2 separate regions of the Homo sapiens genome follow, and region 1 is linked to region 2. The links are chromatin contacts, found by Hi-C or POLR2A ChIA-PET in ENCODE. All regions are on one chromosome and are shown on one strand. The core of a region is the stretch at or near the end of the contact, and the rest is flanking DNA. Distances in the headings are between cores, read along the strand shown.

Region 1 (3,553 bases), core at 601-3,100, 610 kb after region 2:
ATCTTAATTAAAATATTCAACATTTATATATAAATAACACCATAATAAAAGTGCCCTACATATGAAATAACAAATTTACTACCAACAAGAATTTTTAAGAAGTTGAAGTTGGCAAACAATTAGACAAGCTCTAGGTTTACATACCATCAGTCATTTCAAATTAATTAGAACAAAACAGAAACACCTCGTAGTCTACTTTTATTCTCAGAAAAGAATGCCTTCTCCATCCCTCATTGACTGTGGGGCACGAACACATCACTTCTCACCCTAAGGTCTCTAGTCCTTCTTCTGTAAAAGGAAGGGAGGAACTGGATACCCACTGGAGTCCCTTATAGTTGGCATTCATTTCAACTCAACACTTTTAACAAATATTAATATATAAATCTACCTAATGTGAGACACAAGTTAAAAGTAGGTGCTTTTTTATTAGATGTTTGTTTTAAATTCATTAAATGACAAATTATCTGCAGCTCAGAATTTGCAAAGCATTTAAACTTTCATATTATGGCTCCCGTGCTCTTGAAATAACAACTTCTCAGCTGGGCTGCATTGCAAATTTGATGTCGAAGAATGCATACCACCATTAATTTACATATATTATGGGCACACCTGAATTTCCACATAAAACACTAAGTACGGAAGTCCCTCCTCTTTGCTTAAAAAATAGAATACATTCAACTCTGTGAGAGGTCTTACCAAACAAAATATTATAAATCTCTCAGATGTATAGTCTCCAGTCTACCAGCAGGGGTCAGGGCAATGTGGGCCAAAGAGAAGGGATTACTGTCACTTTCAAGAAAATGCTGCATTGCCTTGGAAGGAAAAGTCACTAGACAGTTTATACTGTATTGGCTCGGTGTTTCAAATGGAAGGATGAATGCGCAGCCAAAGAGAGAGATATAGTGTAGGATAAAAAAACAGTTAAGACAGAAAAACAGATAGATCAAAGAGATGAAGTAGATAAATTAGAGAAACATATAACAATATAAAATATTTACAAAACTACATATCTAGAGTTAGATATATAGACACACAGATTAGATATTACAAAGATTAAAGATAAATAGATACATAGGTAAACAGAGTAGATAGATACACAAATGGAGACTGATAAATGGATTAGAAAGATATAGATGGATAAAACAGGTTACTTTGAGATTAGACAACTAGAGAGTATACACAGGTAGAGAGCTTAGACAGTTACAATACACACCAAAATAGATTAGATGGATAAGAGAGCAGCTTCTACCCTCATAATCGTAGGTATATCAGAAAACTACAAAGAATTCATAATTATATTACACTGTGTTATCCATATATGTTATATATAAATTTACTGTTGATTACATGATTTGACAACCACCATTACCCTGAGAGGAAGACATTATTATCCTTATTGTATAGTTAAGAAAGCAAACTCAGACGAAATGGAAGTGAGCCTATGTCTGCTATTCATGATTTATATGTATTATATTTAATTCTCGTAACTGCCCACAAAGTCTTTTACAGACAAGAAGATGGTCTCAGAAAGGAAAAGTAATTTGCCTAAGAGCATACCAGTGGTAGCATCAGAATTCTAGCTCCAAAGTCTATGACATTCCCTCTGTATTTCAATATCACCACTTCAGGCAGTCACATACAGAATCCTGAATGGCATGTTAAACCGTGAAAGAGCTGGTACCTACCTGTTAATGAAGCTGAGTGGTCTGAGCCAGCAAGAACACACATTGCTTTAGAATTCTCTAGACCTACAAAAGAAAAAATGTTCTTCTGAATTACATTTATAACAGAACAAACTGGGCAGAGAGGGGGCACTCAGCCAGTACCACCTGGGCGTGGGAGAGACTCAGCCAGTGCAGGCAGGCCTGAGTCAGCAGCACTGGCCAAGAAGATGGCTGGCATTGTAGGGAGCCTGGTAACATGCCAGGAGATTGAACAATCAAGTAAATACATTCAGGATAAAGGAGCCAGATTCATCACTATCAAAGAGGGGAGGAAAGGTATAGATATGAAAAGGGGAAAGGCTATAATCAACCGTGTAATATTGGATAGTAATTGGAAAAATCAGTGTAAATTCATGATTTCTAGTAGAGACAGATAAATAGACATAGGTGTGTGTATGTAAAAATGTGTGTGCATGTGTGTGTGTCTGTGTGTCTATTTCCTAACTCCAGCAGTTGAGTGGGTCTAGAGCAATGACATCTCATACACTCAGCTGTTATCAAACGCAGGCACTTAAATAACCCCAAGCCTCCTAAGAATACACAATCAGAACCAGATTCTGAACTGGGCTTCTTTCTCCAAATTCAGCACTTTTCCTTCCTTAATTACACTGCTAAAAGTGGAGCTAGCCTGTGATGACATGCAGTCTAGCATGCAGATAGACGCAGACTTATTCTGTAACTTTTTTTTCTGACACTTCTTTTTAATTAATAACTGTTGTAATAAAATGGCCCTCACACCTTCAAGTGTCCTCTGGAATGATAACAGGACAAAGCAGATGTTTTCACCCATGTTCACCAGAGAGGAAGTACTGGGCCCCTAATGGCCAGGTGAGGAGGGAACAGCCCGGGTTCCAGCTCCAGAACTTTTGGCAATGAGGTGAGAACGGGAGGACGAAAAGTGAAAGACTTTGAGGACTGGAAGCTGATGATCCATTCTAATGTCTCATCAGGGAACTCCCCCAAAACCAACTCTGAATGTAAGCTGTGCCCCACCCAAACAGATGCCAAACAGGTTGTTTAAATGAAATAAAATAAAAAACATTTTTTCCCTCTAATAACAGGTCCTGTGCTAAAATATAGAGCAAAATGACACACCGCTTCCACCCTTTAAAAGTTCATAATCTTCAGCATATGAGAAAACATACAGACAATTCATAATAACAGTATACTGTGCTATCCATGCATGTGAAGTTAATGCAGTGAACACTAGAAAAGAAAAGGTCTTTACTGAGAAAGGTGTATCTGAGCTAGGTCTAGCACTTTGGGAGGCCGAGACGGGTGGATGACGAGGTCAGGAGATCGAGACCATCCTGGTTAACACGGTGAAAACCCTGTCTCTACTAAAAATACAAAAAAATTAGCCAGGCGTGGTGGCAGGCGCCAGTAGTCCCAGCTACTCGGGAGGCTGAGGCAGGAGGATGGCGTGAACCCGGGAGGCGGACCTAGCAGTGAGCTGAGATCGCGCCACTGCACTCCAGCCTGGGCGACAGAGTGAGACTCTGTCTCAAAAAAAAAAAAAAAAAAAAAAAATTCTTAGAATTTTTCCCAGAGGGAACACAAAGGAAAAGGCATTTCGGGCAGAGGTAACAGTTTTCCCATAAGCACAGAGAAATGAGAAGGCAGGATATGCCTGGGGAGAAGTGAATACCTTGATGAAGAAGACAAAAATGTTTGAGAAGTCCAAGTTTACATTATACATGTTTCTAATGTCATGTGAAGTGGACTACCTGTCCCACATCCAATGCTCCTTCTCCTTTCTAAGAGGACCTTCCCCAGCTCAACCCATGGGTTTCAGGGAAGCTAAGCCCACCCCTAGCTGAAAGAGAACA
Region 2 (3,642 bases), core at 617-3,116:
CTTTCAAGCTGGAATCAATCTGTTGTTCTTCGGACCTGAGGTCAACATGACTTTGATGAACGGAATTCATGTCTTCTTGCTAAAGTTATCTGGACACTTGGTACAACACAGAGTGTCTGATATCTGGGCCTGGGGAGACCTCAGAGGCCCTGGGGAGCCCAGAGACTTGTGGAGTGTCAGGGCAGCTCTCCTGCTGTGAATGCAAGCTCCCTGGGAAAGTTCTCCCTAGAAAAAGATGTGGGGGAGGAGCTCAGGTGAAGGACAGAGCCTCCTGCCCGTGGAGAGAAAGTGGGCCCTGGAGAAGCTGCATGAGTCCTCTCCAGCAGAAGGGCCAGAGGTGCACATTAGTGGGGCTCGGGTGGGTCTCATGGTGACATTGGCTGGAGATGCCAAATCCACAGGCGTTAGGCCTGGGCAGGTTCTAGTGTGCGAGTGGGCTAGTTTTTCTAGACTAGCACACAGGAAGAGGGTGGCCTGGCTTGCCTTCCCTCTGAAGCTCAGGACTGAGGCCCAGGACATGTCTCACACCATTGATATGAGTTGGGGACAGATGGGTGGCAGATGTGCCCAATCAGGCTGCATTGACACCTGACTGGCTGGAAGAAGAGCCTGTAAAGCAAAGAGCCCAGTCTTCCTGTAAGAAGGAAGAAGATGGAGGGCTCATCATGCACGTGGGCCAGAAAAAGTGCCAGTGAGGTTGTTCTGACTCCATAGGTGTTCTGGACATAATCTAGGCTGTCACAAAACAGCCAAGCCTGCTGCCAGTTTCCAATCTGGGATCTCAGGGAGGCCCAGGGGCTTGCTGAGTTCCACCTTCCCTCTTTCCCTTGGTTTGGAGACAACTTTCTCCCTGTGGTGAATGTGACACTTAGAACAAGGTGCAGCCCTACTAAAAGCTGGAGCTTAGGTCACTGGGACTGTGTGCTAGGGGAAAGAGGGGGAGGGAAGAGCAGGGCTGTGGCATTAGACAGACTTTGGCTGAAATCTTGGACCTGCCTCCTACTAGCTGTGAGATCTTAGCAAATTACTTCCTGCTATAGGCTAAATGTCTGTGTCCCCCTAAAATGCACATGTTAAATCCTGATGCCCAAGGTGATGGTATTTGGAAGCGGGGCCTTTGGGAGGTGATGAGGGTGGAATCCTCATGAATGGGATTAGTACCCTTATGTAACAAGGCCCCAGAGAGCTCCCTCACACCTTCCACCATGTAAGATTACAGGGGAAAGACAGGCCCTTCAGCAGACACTGAATCCACTGGCACCTTGATCTTGGACTTCCTAGCCTCCAGACTGTGAGTAATAAATGTCTATTGTTTATAAGCCACCCAGTCTATGGTATTTTGTTATAGAAGCCTGAATGGTCTAAGACACCACCCTTTCTGACCCTGTGTCCTCATCTACAAACTCAAAGAAGAACAGTGCTTCTCTCATAGTCCTGCTGGGCCACAGTGATACATGGTACTTCCCTTCTCCTTTTCAGGGGCCCTGGAGTTGAGACAGCTCTGCACATAGCGTGTGGATGGGCCAGACTGCTTCCTCTGCTGTCACATGATGACTAAGGGATGCAATCCTGGAGGCAGAATATCACAAACAAAATTATCACAGAAGTTCCTGCTGGGCTGAGTAGTGCTCAGGTGAACTTCTTTGTCCAGTTGAGGCCAGTGCCATAGAGAAAGGGTGCCCCCAGATGGAGGTAGCACCATCAGTGGGCAAGAACACCTTCGCGGAGGAGGGAGGCTTGGTCGAACTGCCTCTCTATGCCTGGAGCTTTCCAGCCCCTCCCTGGGTTATGCCTTAAGGCTGGGGGTCTCCCTCAGAGTTGGTGGAAAACCTAGGACCAGTGGTCCTGATTTTTCTCTGCCGAAGTAAGTCTTCTCTGTGGCCAGCAGGTGGCGCTAAGCCCTCAGTTCTGTGGGCTTCACACTCACCAGCAGCTTAAGGTCCCTGAGGGGTGGAGGAAGGTTACTCTGGTTTGGGCTCCAAGGATGGTACTGCCAGCAGGTCCTTAGTGAGTCTGGCCTTTCTCCTTGGCCTTAATGGCAGCCAAGCTGAGTCGCAAGAGCCAGCCTCCTAGGATCCTGGGCTGACTCTGAGTAGCTTTCACCCCTTCACCCTCAAAACCAGAAATGGGTCAGCTCTGCAAGGAAGGGAATCAGCGCTGGGGACTGCATGGGTGCTGGGAGAGGGCAGCTTAGAGCTCAGACCAGCAGCGGCAACTTCCTGGCCCCTTGGCCCTGCCTCTGGAGCCGCCTGAGACAGACCCTCACTGATGCCCTGTCTGCAGGCCTCACACTGTAGCAATAACCCTGGCTTTTTGTCCTGTACGCCATCCATCCGTTATTCATTCATTCATTTGTTCATTCATGTAGCACCTACTCCATGTAAGCCAGCCACAGTGCTGAGTCACAGTCCCTGACCTCAGGAAGCCATGGACTTGTGGATGGGGAGACAGACCCCTAAACGTAGGCAAAAGGAGAATGCCCACAGCACAGCAGAGGGAAGGGACCTTCCTTTTCCAGAGAAATCAGGGAAGGTTTCGAGGAGGCATCACTCAGCCTGGATTTTTATGGATTTCAACAGACAGAGATGAGGCCTGGGCAGTCCAGGCCAAGGGAGTAACATAAGCAAGGTCTGGGAGGTAGGAAGCTCAACATTATGTGTCAGGAGGGATAGGACAGCGAGGTACCTAGGGAAGTGGGTGGGCAAGTGCAGACTCCTGGCAAGAAAACAGTGGGCCATAAGGCCGGAGAGGCAGTCACAGCCTGAAATGGCTGCTAAGAAGCTAGCCTTGACCCAGAGGTGATGGGGAACTACCGAAGGTATTTCATGATGAGGGTGGGGGGTGACCCACCCTTCTAAGACCACCCTGGAGGCTGTGTGGCAGATGGACTACAGTGGGTGAGATGGAGACAAGGGGACCAGGTCACAGGCATTGCCACAGCCCCTAAAATCGTGGTCTCAGCTAGGAGGGGACACCGTGTGGAAAGAAAGACCTGGCAAAGAAACATGACCAAGGGCAAAATAAAAGCACCGTCTCTCTTTAACACTTGTTTGGCCGTTTCCTCAGCATGTAGCTGATTCAGCAGCAATCACAATAGTTAACATTTATTGAGCACTTACTGTAGACCAGGCACTTCAGCATTTTACATATTTTTCATTTACTTCCAAAACAATTCTATGAGGTAGGTACTATTAGCATCCATGTTATAGAAGAGGCAACTGAGACACAGAGAGGCTAAGTTACTTGACAAAAGTCATACAGCTAGAGCCAGGATTCGAACCCAGGCAGTTGGCTCGAGAGTTAGTGCTCCAATTACTACACTAATGCCTATGACACCTCTATACCTCTCCCTGGGCACTCCAGCCTTCCAGCAGGTCCCTGGGAGTAGAGACAGAGCCCAGGGCTGCAAAGCCTGGTGAGTGCCCAAAGGCTGAGTTGGCCAGACAGGCTGACAGGGCTGGGCCACCTGAGACAGGAGAGGGGAAAGTCCCCCTGAACTGGTGGAAGAGGTGCCAGCCTTCCGTCCCTCCCCTGCCCTCCCCGCTAGGGTCTATGGCGCCTCTTGAAGGGGGTGGCAGCTGCCAGTCCCTGCCTCCCTTCCCACCAGCATGCTTGCTGCCTCCCCAGCAAGAAAAGCCCAGA

The links. Hi-C counts contacts between places; a loop is a spot of excess contacts on that map. ChIA-PET counts read pairs that join two places held with the same protein, here RNA polymerase II (POLR2A). Pooled maps may share reads with other maps.
Region 1: a loop to region 2 is called in a map of ovary, with 10 times the contacts of the local background. The contact joins two enhancer-like sites. A Hi-C loop is called at or near these places in 2 of 168 maps with a recorded cell type or tissue (CD8-positive, alpha-beta T cell and ovary), 1 of 37 single-sample maps with no recorded cell type and 5 of 50 pooled maps. POLR2A ChIA-PET finds 5 or more read pairs at or near these places in 2 of 52 experiments (T-cell and activated T-cell).

The regions. Positions count from the first base shown.
Region 1 is chr11:17,991,246-17,994,798 of GRCh38, forward strand. It overlaps SERGEF (secretion regulating guanine nucleotide exchange factor), which reads right to left. Exons shown (of 11, transcript NM_012139.4): 7 at 1,686-1,748. Among named protein-coding and RNA genes, the nearest start is that of SERGEF, 20 kb to the right of the region's middle. Within about 2 kb of position 1,851, at least 2 of the 41 ENCODE cell types and tissues checked have a DNase peak (open chromatin) inside an H3K27ac peak, as active enhancers do.
Region 2 is chr11:17,382,210-17,385,851 of GRCh38, forward strand. It overlaps KCNJ11 (potassium inwardly rectifying channel subfamily J member 11), which reads right to left. Exons shown (of 1, transcript NM_000525.4): 1 at 3,039-3,642. Among named protein-coding and RNA genes, the nearest start is that of KCNJ11, 4.6 kb to the right of the region's middle. Within about 2 kb of position 1,867, at least 3 of the 41 ENCODE cell types and tissues checked have a DNase peak (open chromatin) inside an H3K27ac peak, as active enhancers do.